Linked DNA regions of Homo sapiens: all the other regions are linked to region 2. Evidence: chromatin contacts called from ENCODE Hi-C or POLR2A ChIA-PET data. All regions are on one chromosome and are shown on one strand. Each heading gives the region's core, a stretch centred on a gene start or an enhancer-like site at or near the end of the contact. The rest is flanking DNA. Distances are from core to core; before and after follow the strand shown.

Region 1 (4,382 bases), core at 813-3,312, 230 kb after region 2:
CAAAGTACTGGGATTACAGGTATGAACCACTGTGCCCAGCCCCAGTTATTCTTTACATTTAAGTCAAAAACGAAAACAAAAAATCACCCTTTCCCATGGATTCTCACAGAAAGATCACTACATAATATGAACAATATCCTCAGCAGACATCTTAAGCTGAAACTGTGTTGAGTTTTATCGGGATGCTTATTATTCAAAATGTCTCTTACTACAGAACTTGCTTTGACTGCATCCTCAGAGGCTGAAAATCTTTGACAGTTGAAAGAATGAAGGATGTGCCATCCCCAAATATGCCATATAATATATTGATTACTTTGAGTTGAAAACATTAGAGAAATTATAGTTTCAGAAAGGGTAAAACTGAGGGCTGACCTGATTAGGCCTGACACTTAATTTGCCTTGCTTGCTTTTGGTCACTTGCTTCTAGTCGATTTTAAAACCTGCATAGCTAAAAGTCATGTAGCTAGACGATACATAACTAAATTCCACTTGCCTCCTTATAGATAACTTCTCTGATAGGACACCATGGAAAATATTGCTTAAGTTATTTTTCAGGAACTTAGAGTCAGTTCTTGTCCAGTTCAAGCCACCAGCCCTTCATCTTGGCCTGCGTGAGTGTCCAATGGGTGACCTTTTGACATCAGAAGGCCCAAAACTCCACTCTCAGATCATGCTAACGTCACGATTTTGTGAACATGTGTTCTATGAACAGCCATGAAGATTGACTATGCTTGCTCAGATTACCGATTGCCTCACTTTTCCTTACCTCATCTTTCTCTGAACCTTGGACCACCTTCCTCCCCTATCCCATAAGCACTCCTAAAATTCCATCTTTGGAAAGGCACATTTGAGGCCTGTTCTCCAGTCTCCTGTCTTGGCTGCCTTGTGAATACACCCTTTCTCTACTGCAAAACTTGTGCGCCTCAGTGATTGGCATACTGTGTGAAAGACAAATGAGCCTGGTTCCCTGACAGGAGCTGAGCTGTCTCTTCCTGCATGCAGCCAGCAATAAAGATTCCTCTAGGAGAGGTATGTTCTCCACGCCAGAGCGAGAAAATAGCTCTCATCACCAGAGATTTGGAACTGGAGGTGGCATTTGGACTGGAGTAAACATTCTTGCAAAGTAACCATTATCTTCCACCTGTTTTACACCCCACCCCCCATATATCTCCTAGGGGCTCCCCTAGAAATTTTTTACCACCCTAGCCGGATTTTCTTTGTCCTGTCACTTCTTCTTAAATTTATCACTCTTTTTCTAAAAAGTATAAAAGCATCTTGCTTTGGACACTTTCTTCAGGATTCAGTCTCTTAACATCCCCATGTACATGTAAAATTAATAAAATTTGTATACTTTTCTCTTGTTAATCTGCCTAGTGTCAATTTGGCTTCTAGATGCAGCTGATTAGCTCACTAAGAGCTAGAGGGTGTAGGGGGTTGGAGGTGATCTCTGCCTCCCTTATTGGTGAACTTGATTTTTGTAAACACTCAAAAGTCACTTAGGCTAGAGTTGGAGATGGAGATGGTTATTCACTGGGAAGGCCACAAGAGAATGTTTTAAAGTGATGGAAATATTTCATATCTCGATTATGGTGTAAGGACATTTCATTATATATAAATTATATATCAATTTTTTAAAAAGCTCTCAGACCAAGGCTAGTCATTACAGCAAGAAAATAGGCATAGCAAATTTAAAACTTTGGAGAAATATATAGAATATTTGCATATGGTGATTCTGATTTGCTTTAAAAGTGACATGATTAATGTATTTAGACAAAAATACTCTTCGTTTTTCTTTGCTTTTATTTACGATCAGGATACAAGAATTCTACGCTGCTGCCAAATAAATGACTAGTTAAAATTAACTAACTGAATCCTTAACAACCATTCTAAGAGGCAGATATTATTATCCCACTTTATGCGTGAGGGCCCAGAACCCTGGCAAGGGCGGCACACTCAGTACGCTCTTCAAGCATCTGGGCACACCCGGTCCACTACAGTCCTACAAAGTCGGACGTGAGCACGGGCGAAGGCGTCAGCCGGGGCCACACGGGAGTCACTGACCACAGCCAGGCGAGAGCCGGCTTTCCGGTGCCGCCACATTCCGGGCACCAGGCTCCGGGCTCTTCAGAGCATTTGGGGCGGGCGACGGAGGTCCCGTCCACTCTCGCTTGGGTGCAGAAGGGCGCGGCGGTGCCAGGAAGCCGCCTTGGAGGCTCCAAGATTAGCTCACTCAGCGCGGCCAAGCGCAGGTGCGGGGGCCCTCGCCGCCACCCTGCTTATCTGGGGACAGTCCCGGAACCCGGTGACCCGGCTCCGCCCCAACCCGCGCCCTCGTCCACCCGCAGCAGCCAAGGCCTCTTCCCCGGCCCCGGGAGCCCGCGCCACGCCCGTCGCTCGCGCGTTCCAGTCCAGGCTACAGCAGGTATCGCGATCCCGGCCCTCGGCCCCGCGCTCCCCTCCCCCGCCCCTGGCGCTCTCCGAGTGTGGCCGACCATGAGGATTCCCAGTCTTGCAAATCGTGGGAGCGTGTCAACCGCCCCGTTTCTTTCCAAAGCCGGGCATGGCCCGGAAGCAGCTGATCAGATCTTAGTTCTGAATGTATAGTTCGGGTACGAGAATGTGACCCGTGAAAGTTCAGAGGAGTTAAGTAATTACAGCGTTCTGAAAGCGAACGTTAAAGGGAATTTACAACCGAAAAAAGATGCCGGTCTTCTTCCCCCATCCCAGCTTGCAATTCACAGAAGCACACATTAGGGTGGAGCCAGAAGGAATTACGGAAAGGACAATGAGGACATTGAGAGGGAGGGTATGGGGGGTTAAAGTTAGTCCTCCGAGGCCAAGAAGCAGAGTGTCTTGGCCTAGTGTCTGAAAATCGCAGCGCAGGACGGAACTTCCGAGAGCCTATACCTCCCCACTTCCCCCTCCAGTTTACAGATGGGCAAACCGCTGTCCCGGGTGTCTGTCAGGTCTAGTAGCCCAGAATCTCAGTGCCTAGGCTTCACTGTAAATAATAAACTATGTAAATAACATTTACAAATATCCTTTGTGAGCTCAGAAACTCAGCATTACCAGTAACTGGGTAGTGGAACGCATCCATCTTCGTCGTTTACTCCTTCTCCAGGGGCTCTCCAGCCTGCATTCCATGGCCAACAGCAGTGCAGCTGCAGAAGCACTTCTGGAAGCCTCCTGACTTGAACTAGACCTTGGGTAAATAGGGTTTAGATAAGTGGAGGGGAGGGAAAAGTTTCACCTGAGGGGAGAATGAGCTAGTCTGCCAGACCCTTATAAAAGTATTGGCCTGGATGGGATGGAGGGCTTTGACCTGAAAGCCACAGGGAGAAGGGAACCCTGAGGAATTGGCTGAAAGAGGGGGGTTCTTAGGAAATGCACCAACAGGGAAGCCAGCGCTTTACCAGGGATTTCATTCATGGTGGGTATATTATTAATAGAGATTCGAATTCTCTAGAAGCTGATCATTTCTAAGAGAAACAATATTTAAACATTACTGTCGAAGGAAAGGTTGTGGGGAGAAAATGTTCTAGTTCTAAAACAGAACACCCATTTTCCCTGGTTGTATATGAATAATACAAATATGTCAAAAATCAAGCTTACTATGTGCCAAGCACTCTAAGAACTTTTTTTTTTTTTTTTTTTTTGAGACAGAGTCTTGGTCTGTCGCCCAGGCTGGAGTGCAGTGGCACAATCTCGGCTCACTGCAACCTCTGCCTCCTGGGTTCAAGCGATTCTCCTGCCTCAGCCTCCTGAGTAGCTGGGACTACAGGCATGCACCACCATACCCGGCTAATTTTTGTATTTTTAGTAGAGATGGGGTTTCACCCTGTTGGCCAGGCTGGTCTCGATCTCCTGACCTCAGATGAGCCACCCACCTCGGCCTCCCAAAGTGCTGAGATTACAGGCGTGAGCCACCGCGTCCAGCCAACTTTATGAAATTTAATTTATTTATTCCTAACAACAAATCCAGGAGGTTGTTACTTTTTAAAATCAGTGCCATTTTATAAATGTGGAGGCTGAGGCACCAAGAGGTTGCCCAAGGTAAGAAGATCTGGACTGAGGCTGAGTGGTGTGATACCAAGCATCCTGGCTTGGCTGGAATCAGATTTGGGTTCCAGTACTTCCACTCCTCTTGTTTTGTGAATTTAGCTTATCTGAGCCTTCATTTTCTTATCTGTGAAATGCATACTGTAATCCCTCCCTATTAGTGAGACAATGAATGTGCAGGTGCTTTGTGAACTACACATTGTGACACTAATAGGAAGTGTAAAGCCTTGCACTTCTAAGGCCAAATCCCAGCTAAGAAGAGCAAATGATGAGCTGGGTTTGACTTGCAGAATTTAGTGGGCTTACTACTCACCAAGAGGCAA
Region 2 (4,627 bases), core at 178-2,677:
GCAGCCCCATGGAGTGAGTGATGTCTCCCCCTACAAATCTCCTAATAACAAAGCTTTCTCCACAGACAGTAGAAAGGATGAACCACATAAGCCTTTATCAATTACACAAAGCACAGCAGCTTCATCAATGGGACAAAACCCTTCTGTACAGTTTCTATGTACAAGATGAATAGGGCCAGCTCTAAGACCAAGGTCACATGGGGATGTCTTGCAGGTTTGTTTTCTATGTTCACAGCATTTGAATCTTTTTCTCTACTCAGCACCACCCTTCCTCAGCCACAACCACTCCCACCCCAAACACACACACCCAGAGGCACCCTGTGGGAGTCCCTCTTAAGCTCTCCCCACTGGCTCATTCGCTACTGATGACTTGTGGACCCAGACACTTTCATCACTCTCAACCAGTCTTTTATGTGTGAGTCAGATAGGCTCTTACCTTTCCTAAAGAAATTTCAGGCAACAGCTAGAGAAGAGTGAGTCCTCTCACTTCCCCTTTCGTTGACGAACCACGAGAGGTTGTCCCTTCTGACCCTAAAGGGACTCCTTATTTTTTTCTTTTTGTGGCAAGTCTTTTCTTCTAGATTACCTCCCCTCCCTCTTCCCACACACACACACACACAAAAGCCTATTTCTTTGAAGGGAAGAACTTCAGGGTTGGCCCTGATGAGGAAGCTGAAGGTCTAGTCCCAAAGCTGCCAGTATTGGACATTATTCTACAGGCAATGGGAAGCTATTGATTGTTTTGGTGTAGGGGAGCTTTATCATCAAGGTAGTGTTTTAGAAAGATTTATCTGGAAGTAGAGATCAAGATAGAATGCAATCTTCCCAGACAGTCAGTAAAAATGCCCCCAAGTTCCCTAATGTTTCTCTTCCACTGGACTGGTCTAGTCAGCATTCCTGGAATTCACCACATTATTTCTTGCCTTTCACCTTGTTTATACTATTCTCTGTTTCCTGCCCCAAAAGAAAGTGTATGACATTTACTAAGTACTTATTATATGCTAGGCACTTAGATGAGCGGTCTGCATGTATTGTAATGTATATTGCGTCACGTCAATTACATCATATGATAGCATCTCACATCATATCAAATCATTCCTCTGCACCAGTGTCAGAGTTCTTATTGCAGCACCTTGACTGGTTGTTTATCCACTTAGCTCACAACACTGTGAGCCCCTGAGCATGAGGGTCCTGTCTCAGCACTCCCCAACGTGGTCCCTCTCAAGACAGCTGGCTCTCTAAAAACGCACACAATTTCCTGTTCTTGTTCAACATCTAAAAGCTCTGCCTGACTTCCCCACCAGCTGTAATCTTTTTAAAAGAACTTTTGTTACAATTTTTGTGCCTGTCTAGGGCCCTTAGCATATTTTGTTTGATATGTTCATACTGGCCAAGTGACGTAATACCTCTGAGCTTCAGTTTCTTCATTTACAAAACAGAGATAAATACCTCCCTCATAAGGTGACTGTGAGGATTGCACTGGGTACAAATAATGGATAAGAAGTGTATAGCTAGGCTGGGCACGGTGGCTCACGCCTGTAAGCCCAGCACTTTGGGAGGCCAAGGCGGGTGGATCACGAGATCAGGAGTTCAAGACCAGCCTGGCCAAGATGGTGAAACCCTGTCTCTACTAAAAATACATGGTGGTATGGGCCTGTAATCCCAGCTGCTCCAGAGGCTGAGGCAGAGAATTGCTTAAACCTGGAAGGACGGAGGTTGCAGTGAGCCAAGATTGCACCACTGCACTCCAGCCTGGGTGACAGAGCAAGACTCCATCTCAAAAAAAAAAAAAAAAAAAAAAGTGTGTAGCTCAGGGACCACTGCATACTAGTTTCACAATAATTACCCATTCCCTTCTTGGCTTCTTGAAGGCAAAGATCTTATTACCTTTTGTTCCTCTAGATGGGCCCTCAGTGCATCTGCTTTGGTAGAAGGAGAATCGCTGTCATTGGGAAAGAGACAGCATTGACAGCAGAGACCTGAGGGCCCCGGCAGGGATAAGTCACAGAGTGGACCAGAGGAGGACCTGGACACCTCTGCAGGAAAGTGCTGGTTTGGCTTGGCATCTGAGAGCCTAAAAATGAGGAGGGCAGGGACCCCCACCCGGGGAACCGGGCTCCAGGCTGCCTTGCTCAGCAGGATAGCAGAGCTAGTCCTCAGCCATCCCAGGCCAGCAGGTTGGGCAAATATTTCTGCTTCACAAGGGGTAATAACCTCAACAGGGTCACTGGAAAGGACTTCAGCAAACATTTAGAACTTGGGTCACTGATTTCAGAAGCCCCTCCATCTTCCTAAATGAAACTTGTTTTGTAAAATCCCATTTCTTTCTTTTAAAAAAAATGCTTTTACTATATCCCCTTCACAGAAAATTTAGAAAAGCAAAATTAAAAATAGAGAAAAGCAAAAATCATTGATTTTCTACCACTTAGCAGTAACTACTATTAACATTTCAGTGTGTGTGTGTGGTTTGTGTGTGTGTGTGTGTGTGTGTGTGTGTGGTTTTTATGTGTGTGTGTGAGGCAGAGTTTCGCCCTTGTTGCCCAGGCTAAAGTGCAGTGGTGCCATCTCAGCTCACTGCAACCTCCGCCTGCCTCCTGGGTTCAAGTGATTCTCCTGCCTCAGCCTCCCGAGTAGCTGGTATTACAGGCACCCGCCACCATGCCGGGCTAATTTTTTTTTTTTTTTTTTTTGTATTTTTTAGCAGAGATGGAGTTTCACCATGTTGGTCAGGCTGGTCTTGAACTCCTGACCTCAGGTGATCCACCTGCCATTGTGTGTCATTTTTTATTATTTAATATACTGGGGAAGAGGTAGTTTTTAAAGAGACATTCTGTACTCTATATTTATATATAATTTTAATTTTTCAAACTTTTTTGCTATTTTTTTTTCAAAAGGAACTTAAAAATAGATATTAACCATGAGCTGTTGAACACTTAAAGATCAGACCTGTAGTGGTAGGATTTCAGGCATTTTGGCAGTCAACGGCAAGGAGCCAATCCACTCTCCTCAAATCACACCTCCAAAGTTGCCACTATAGGACCTGCCTTCCTGTTGGGGAGTGTTTGAACCATGGTAGGTGTAGCTTGGGGCTTTTTCTATTCTTCATCACTTGTGGTATCACAGAAAAAGCATGGGCTTTGGCAGCACACACACCTGGGTTTGGATCCCAACTCTGGCACTTCCTAGCTCCAGGCCATTGGGCAATTTATCTATTCTCTCTGAGAATCAACTTTCCTATTTTCAAAATGGAGATCATTTTGTCTGTTTCATGGGTTGTCTACAGTTATAGAATGGAGAATGCTATAAAACAAACAAACAAATAAAAACCCACCTAAAGCCATGCTTGACACTTAGTAACTATTTTCTTTGAGGAATCCAGATAGCAAAGGAGCCCAGAAAATCCATCTGGAGAAAAATGACCAAGCTCCTGTTCAGGAAAACATTTTGAGTGCTTCTGTTTTCTTTTTTTTTTTTTTAATTTCTTTTTTTTTATTATACTTTAAGTTTTAGGGTACATGTGCACAACGTGCAGGTTTGTTACATAGGTATACATGTGCCATGTTGGTGTGCTGCACTCATTAACTCGTCATTTGCATTAGGTATATCTCTAATGCTATCCCTCCCCTATCCCCCCATCTCACGACAGGCCCCGGTGTGTGATGTTCCCCACCCTGTGTCCAAGTGTTCTCATTGTTCAATTCCGACCTATGAATGAGAACATGTGGTGTTTGGTTTTCTGTCTTTGCGATAGTTTGCTCAGAATGATGGTTTCCAGCTTCATCCATGTCCCTACAAAGGACATGAACTCATCCTTTTTTATGGCTGCATAGTATTCCATGGTGTATATGTGCCACATTTTCTTAATCCAGTCTATCACTGATGGACATTTGGATTGGTTCCAAGTCTTTGCTATTGTGAATAGAGAGTACTTCTGTTTTCAAGGCTATTCTAGATGAATAAGACACGGGACTGTCCTCATTGTCCCCAAGGAGCTCACAACTTAGTAATGGAGATGAATCAGAAACAAGCAACACCTCACACTTGGTGCTAGACACAGAGTAGGCTTGCAGTAAATATCTGCAGGATTAAATTTATTCGACAATTTTCTTCAGAAAAGGTAATATATTCCTATAGTTCAAAATTCAAAAGTACAAAAGAATATACAGTGAGAAGTCTCTCTCTTACTCAAAGGGCTAGCCCCAGCTTCCAGTTTCTTTCCTGTAGACAACTAAAATTATTGCTTTCTTATGTATTCTTCCATAGATATTGAATGCATATATAAATAGATGTGCATATTTAATCTTTCATTCTCTCTTAACAACAACAACAAAAAAAACCATGGCTGGGCACGGTGGCTCACACCTATAATCCCAGCACTTTGGGAGGCCGAGGCAGGTAGATCACCTGAGGTCGGGAGTTCAAGACCAGCCTGGCCAACATAGTGAAACCCAGTCTCCACTAAAAATACAAAAATTAGCCAGGTGTGGTGGCACACACCTGTAATCCCAGCTACTCAGGAGGCTAAGGCAGGAGAATCACTTGAACCCAGGAGGCAGAGGTTGCAGTGAGCTGAGATTGTGCTACTGCACCCCAGCCTGGGTGACAGAGTAAGACTCTGTCTCAAAAA
Region 3 (4,357 bases), core at 591-3,090, 210 kb after region 2:
CCAAGTAAGACCAGGGCACTTCCCAGGTGCAAAACAGGCAGGGCTGATGACAATCCAATTGCTCACGTAGAAGACCCTCCAGTGATGTTTACAAAACACACAGAGATTGGAGGGTGTTCCTGGGTCTCCAAAGGTTGTGGATTTAGTTTCACAGCCTGAAAAAGGAACAAATAAAAGTCATTCAGGAAGGAAGGTGTGCCTACTTTGAGTTGCAAAACTCTCGAGTTGCCTGCTAAAATTAATTGGAGAGCTTAACCTAAGCAACCTCTAAAGCAGGGCGTGACCCTGAGGAAAAGCGAATGGAAATTCTGTGAGGGGACCAGTTCCAAGAACCAACCACAGCCCTTCCATGAAAAGGCTTTCTACTTAATAGGTGGGGTGAAGATTTGGTTAGAAACAGGAGAGCTCTAAGGACCCTCCATATCTGTTAGCCAACCTGCAAAAGTTCAAATCCTCTTCTGAACATACCAAGAAACATAGAGCAGACAGTAAGGGTGTATTTTGTCCAAGGCAGGACCTAAGTTATGAAACAACTTCTTTCTTGACATATTAACATAAGAAAACAAGTATCTCAATTCTTTAAACCCTCTACTCAAATAATATATCATAAAGGGGTATGAGATCTCAATAACCAGAAAAGTCTATCCATAAAAAGGGAGGGAAAAAAAGACACTGCAGACGTTACTTATCAAAATTATGTACTCCAGGGCCAGGCGTGGTGGCTCACGCCTGTAATCCCAGCACTTTGGGAGGCTGAGGTGGGCGGATTACTTGAGGCCAGGAGTTCCAGACCAGCCTGGCCAACATGGCAAAACCCCATTTCTACCAAAAATACAAAAATTAGCCAGGTGTGGTGGTGGGTGCCTGTAATCCCAGCCACTTGGGAGGCTGAGGCACGAGAATTGCTTGAATCCAGGAGGTGGAGGCTGCAGTGAGCCAAGATGATTGCAACACTGCACTCCAGCCTAGGCGACAGAGTGAGACTCCATCTCAAAAAAAAAAAAAAAAAAAATTATGTACTGTCATGTGAGGTGGCTAGGGATTAATTTTTCCAGTAAATATGTCAAAATTGAGAAATGAAAATAAACACTGTGCTCCACTGTCACCCCTTCAGGCTGCTACCAGGACACAGCCCCGTGCTGCTCAGAGAATGCTTGAGTGTCCTCTTTGGAGACCACCCTAGAGCTAGAGTTCCAGCCACGCCATATTGTTTTATTAGCCATCATCCATTTTAGACAGGATTAGTTAAAAGAGACTTATTCACCAGAATTTGTTTTTCTTAAGATAGAATCTTGCTCTGTCACACAGGCTAGAGTGCAGTGGCGTGACCATAGCTCACCACAGTCTCAACCTCCCGAGCTCAAGCGATTTTCCCACTTTCACTAGAATTTTACTGGCTTGAGAAATTCAAATACGGCCCACAAAAACAATATTTGCTAGGATCTAGGATATTTTAAAATAATGGGCCACAATTCTCACTATGATGCTCCAAATATGTCGGGAAGCCACAGCCTCCTGTGGGAATGAGACCCTAAGGGTTCCTTTGAGGGCAAGCCTGGATCCAGGAGGTGGTAGCAGAGGTATTGTTTGTTTAAAAAGCAGTGAGGTTGCTGGTAACTAGTTCTACCAAGCTATCCCATAGTAAGATAATAGTAAATGTACTTACTTGCTGAAGAAAAATTCCACTTTTTCTTTAAATCCTTTGATTTCAGGGTAAGACTCCACTTCTGAGATGTTCTCTTCTTACAGTCTATAAAGCAATGACAAATCACTTTTTCTTTGGGTAATCTTCAGAGAGGCGACATTTCCCCTTCTAACTTCTGTTACTTTACAGAGGGTTTGAGTTCACTCAGTACTTGTCAGTGCCAGGAGTTGGACAGGGTGTTTGAAGAAGCGCCCTCTGCTGCCGTCTTCTTCTAGTTGCTTTTGTAGAGGCTGTGGCTGGGGCAAATCACACAGCAGCCTCCCTCACCACCGTGCATGGACTAACAAACATGAAACACCACGAGCACCAGGCGGCCTAGGGGAGGAGAAGAATGGTGCCCGAGAAGAGTGAGGGGCATCTGGCTAGCCTTGCTGTGTGATGGGAGGCCAGCTTCATGGGCTGGCTGTTTCTGTGCTGGTCTCAAGTTTTGTTTTAGCACCCAGAGTTACTCCTGAGTCCCTGCAGGAATAAGCTGTCAACCTCATATGTAGGGGACACTTTTGGGAGAGTGCTCAGCTCACAGGACCACCCAACTCTACTCCCACCTCTGAATCCCACCATCTTCAGAGAGTGGGCTCCTGCCAGCCACGCTGGACAGTGAATTCTGGTCACCCTAGCCACAGTTGAGTGCGCCTCTGGTGGGATGAGGAAGACTTTAGTCATGCCCATCACTCCCATTTCCAACTAGGTTGCCACCCACCCCTGTGTGTCCCTTTGTAGGATTCTGGAGCCCCTGTGAGTGAGCAGCTGACCCATGCTGGACCAGTGTACTTGTTTGCACAGGTGGAACCTGACAGCACCTTGCATGGGTTGCAGTGAGCCGAGATCACAACACTACAATCCAGCTTGGGTAACAGAGCAAGACTCCATCTCAAAAAAAAAAAAAAAAAAAAGACGCCATCCTTCCCACACCAGCCAGAAAGAGAGCAAACCGTGTGGGTGAGAAATACTGACTACAGCGGCGGCTTCCTTCATCTCAGCAACAAGTTTGTGGCAGAGCTTAGTGGATACCACCCTATTCACCTGAGATTTGGAATACTGAAGCTTTGGAAATCATGAAGGCAGAACTTGCTATGAAAGGACTCCACTGCACTGTCTCCTTCTGTATTGGCAGAAGGGGCCTAGTGAGCACCCTTCTTCACCTGTGTCTTGTTCTGGTCTCAGATGCATATTTTGAATAGTTGCAAGGAATATGGATGTGACAATTCCTGCCTTACCTCTAGTAGATCAACATTACATTTTCAAGTAAAGGGAACATAGATTGGAGGTAAGTTCATGTTTTCTATTTTCTTGAACATTTATTCAGATCAAAGAAATGTTTTCACTGATTTTAGCCACTTCTACTTGATACATTATTACAATGCACTGGAAGTGATTTTTTTTCCAGGTATTTAAAGTAATAGAAAGTTATAGATGTCAACTTAAAAGAGCAAAGAAATACAGAGTTTTAGAAATTTATTTTCTTTTTTTTTTTTTAGATGAAGTCTTTCTCTGCCGCCCAGGCTGGAGTGCAGTGGTGCAATCTTGGCTCACTGCAACCTCCGCCTCCTGGGTTCAAGCAATTCTTCTGCCTCAGCCTCCTGAGTAGCTGGGACTACAGGCGTGTGCCACCATGCCAGGCTAATTTTTAAATTTTTAGTAGAGATGGGGTTTCACCATATTGGCCAGGCTGGTCTCAAACTCCTGACCTTGTGATCCACCCTCCTCGGCCTCCCAAAGTGCTGGGATTACAGGCATGAGCCACTGCACCCAGCCGAGTTTTAGAAATTTCATGAGGGACTACATGAATACAAATTTTGACGATCACAGACACCCTCAAATTTTAAGAATCCCAGTGAAATCCTAACCTGCCTTGGAGAAACACACATTAAACAACTTTGCCATTAGCGCTTTGATGTGACTTAATCAAAGAGGCTGGAAGAAAGGAACACCAGGAAGGTACTTTACAGAGTTTCCCCAATCCTGATTGTAAAATTCAGAAGGCTTCTCTTCCAAGATTATGTACTAATGGGATGTGTTTAATTCCTCTTCCTCCTACAATGTGTCTAGGAGCATGACCTGTGGACCACAGATTTCTAAGGTAAATTTCTGGACACTGGAGGTGAGATGGATGAAGACGGGCAAAGGAAGCCGAACCCGAATACCTATATTACTGGAAAACAAAACAAAACAAAACAAAACCAAGTAAAAGATTTAAAAGGAGGCTGGGCACAGTGGCTCATGCCTGTAATCCCAGCACTTTGAGAGGCTGAGGTGGGCGGATCACTTGAGGCCAGGAGTTCGAGGCCAGCTGGCCAACGTGATGAAACCCCAGCTCTCCAAAAAAAAAAAAAAAACCAAAAAACTGGGCATAGTGGTGCATACCTGTAATCCCAGCTACTGGGAAGGCTGAGACATGAGACTTGCTTGAACTTCAGAGGCGGAGGTTGCAGTGAGCTAAGATTGTGCCATTGCACTCCAGCCTGGGTGACAGAGCAAGATTCTGTTTCAAAAACAAAACAAAACAAAACAAAAAAACTTTAAATGAGTTTGTTCTGAGGAGCAGACCCAGGGTTGGAGAAGAATAAAGCAGGAATTACTGCTCCTCAGTGTAAATTCTTTAGTGCCACTTATTTTTTTGTAAATCCATCCTTGGCTTTACTGTAATAAAAG

Evidence for each region. Hi-C counts contacts between places; a loop is a spot of excess contacts on that map. ChIA-PET counts read pairs that join two places held with the same protein, here RNA polymerase II (POLR2A). Pooled maps may share reads with other maps.
Region 1: a loop to region 2 is called in a pooled map, with 2.2 times the contacts of the local background. The contact joins the promoter of ADPRH here to the enhancer-like site in region 2. A Hi-C loop is called at or near these places in 1 of 50 pooled maps. POLR2A ChIA-PET finds 5 or more read pairs at or near these places in 3 of 52 experiments (H1, Panc1 and activated naive CD4-positive, alpha-beta T cell).
Region 3: a map with no recorded cell type shows a loop between it and region 2 (5-fold over the local background). The contact joins the promoter of CD80 here to the enhancer-like site in region 2. A Hi-C loop is called at or near these places in 2 of 37 single-sample maps with no recorded cell type and 6 of 50 pooled maps. POLR2A ChIA-PET finds 5 or more read pairs at or near these places in 1 of 52 experiments (activated CD8-positive, alpha-beta memory T cell).

The regions. Positions count from the first base shown.
Region 1 is chr3:119,577,430-119,581,811 of GRCh38, forward strand. ADPRH (ADP-ribosylarginine hydrolase) reads left to right here and starts at 2,063. Exons shown (of 5, transcript NM_001125.4): 1 at 2,063-2,422; 2 at 3,122-3,207. RefSeq lists enhancers at 1,667-2,168, 1,953-2,052, 2,993-3,212, 4,317-4,382 and a silencer at 2,233-2,372.
Region 2 is chr3:119,352,009-119,356,635 of GRCh38, forward strand. All of the region lies in intron 1 of ARHGAP31 (Rho GTPase activating protein 31), which reads left to right. Among named protein-coding and RNA genes, the nearest start is that of ARHGAP31-AS1, 32 kb to the left of the region's middle. RefSeq lists enhancers at 1-257, 55-104. Within about 2 kb of position 1,428, at least 8 of the 41 ENCODE cell types and tissues checked have a DNase peak (open chromatin) inside an H3K27ac peak, as active enhancers do.
Region 3 is chr3:119,557,774-119,562,130 of GRCh38, forward strand. It overlaps CD80 (CD80 molecule), which reads right to left and starts at 1,841. Exons shown (of 7, transcript NM_005191.4): 1 at 1,667-1,841; 2 at 1-155. It overlaps LOC107986118 (a long non-coding RNA gene), which reads left to right and starts at 2,657. Exons shown (of 2, transcript XR_001740861.2): 1 at 2,657-2,972. RefSeq lists a silencer at 149-443 and enhancers at 149-443, 805-964, 1,235-1,294, 2,065-2,114.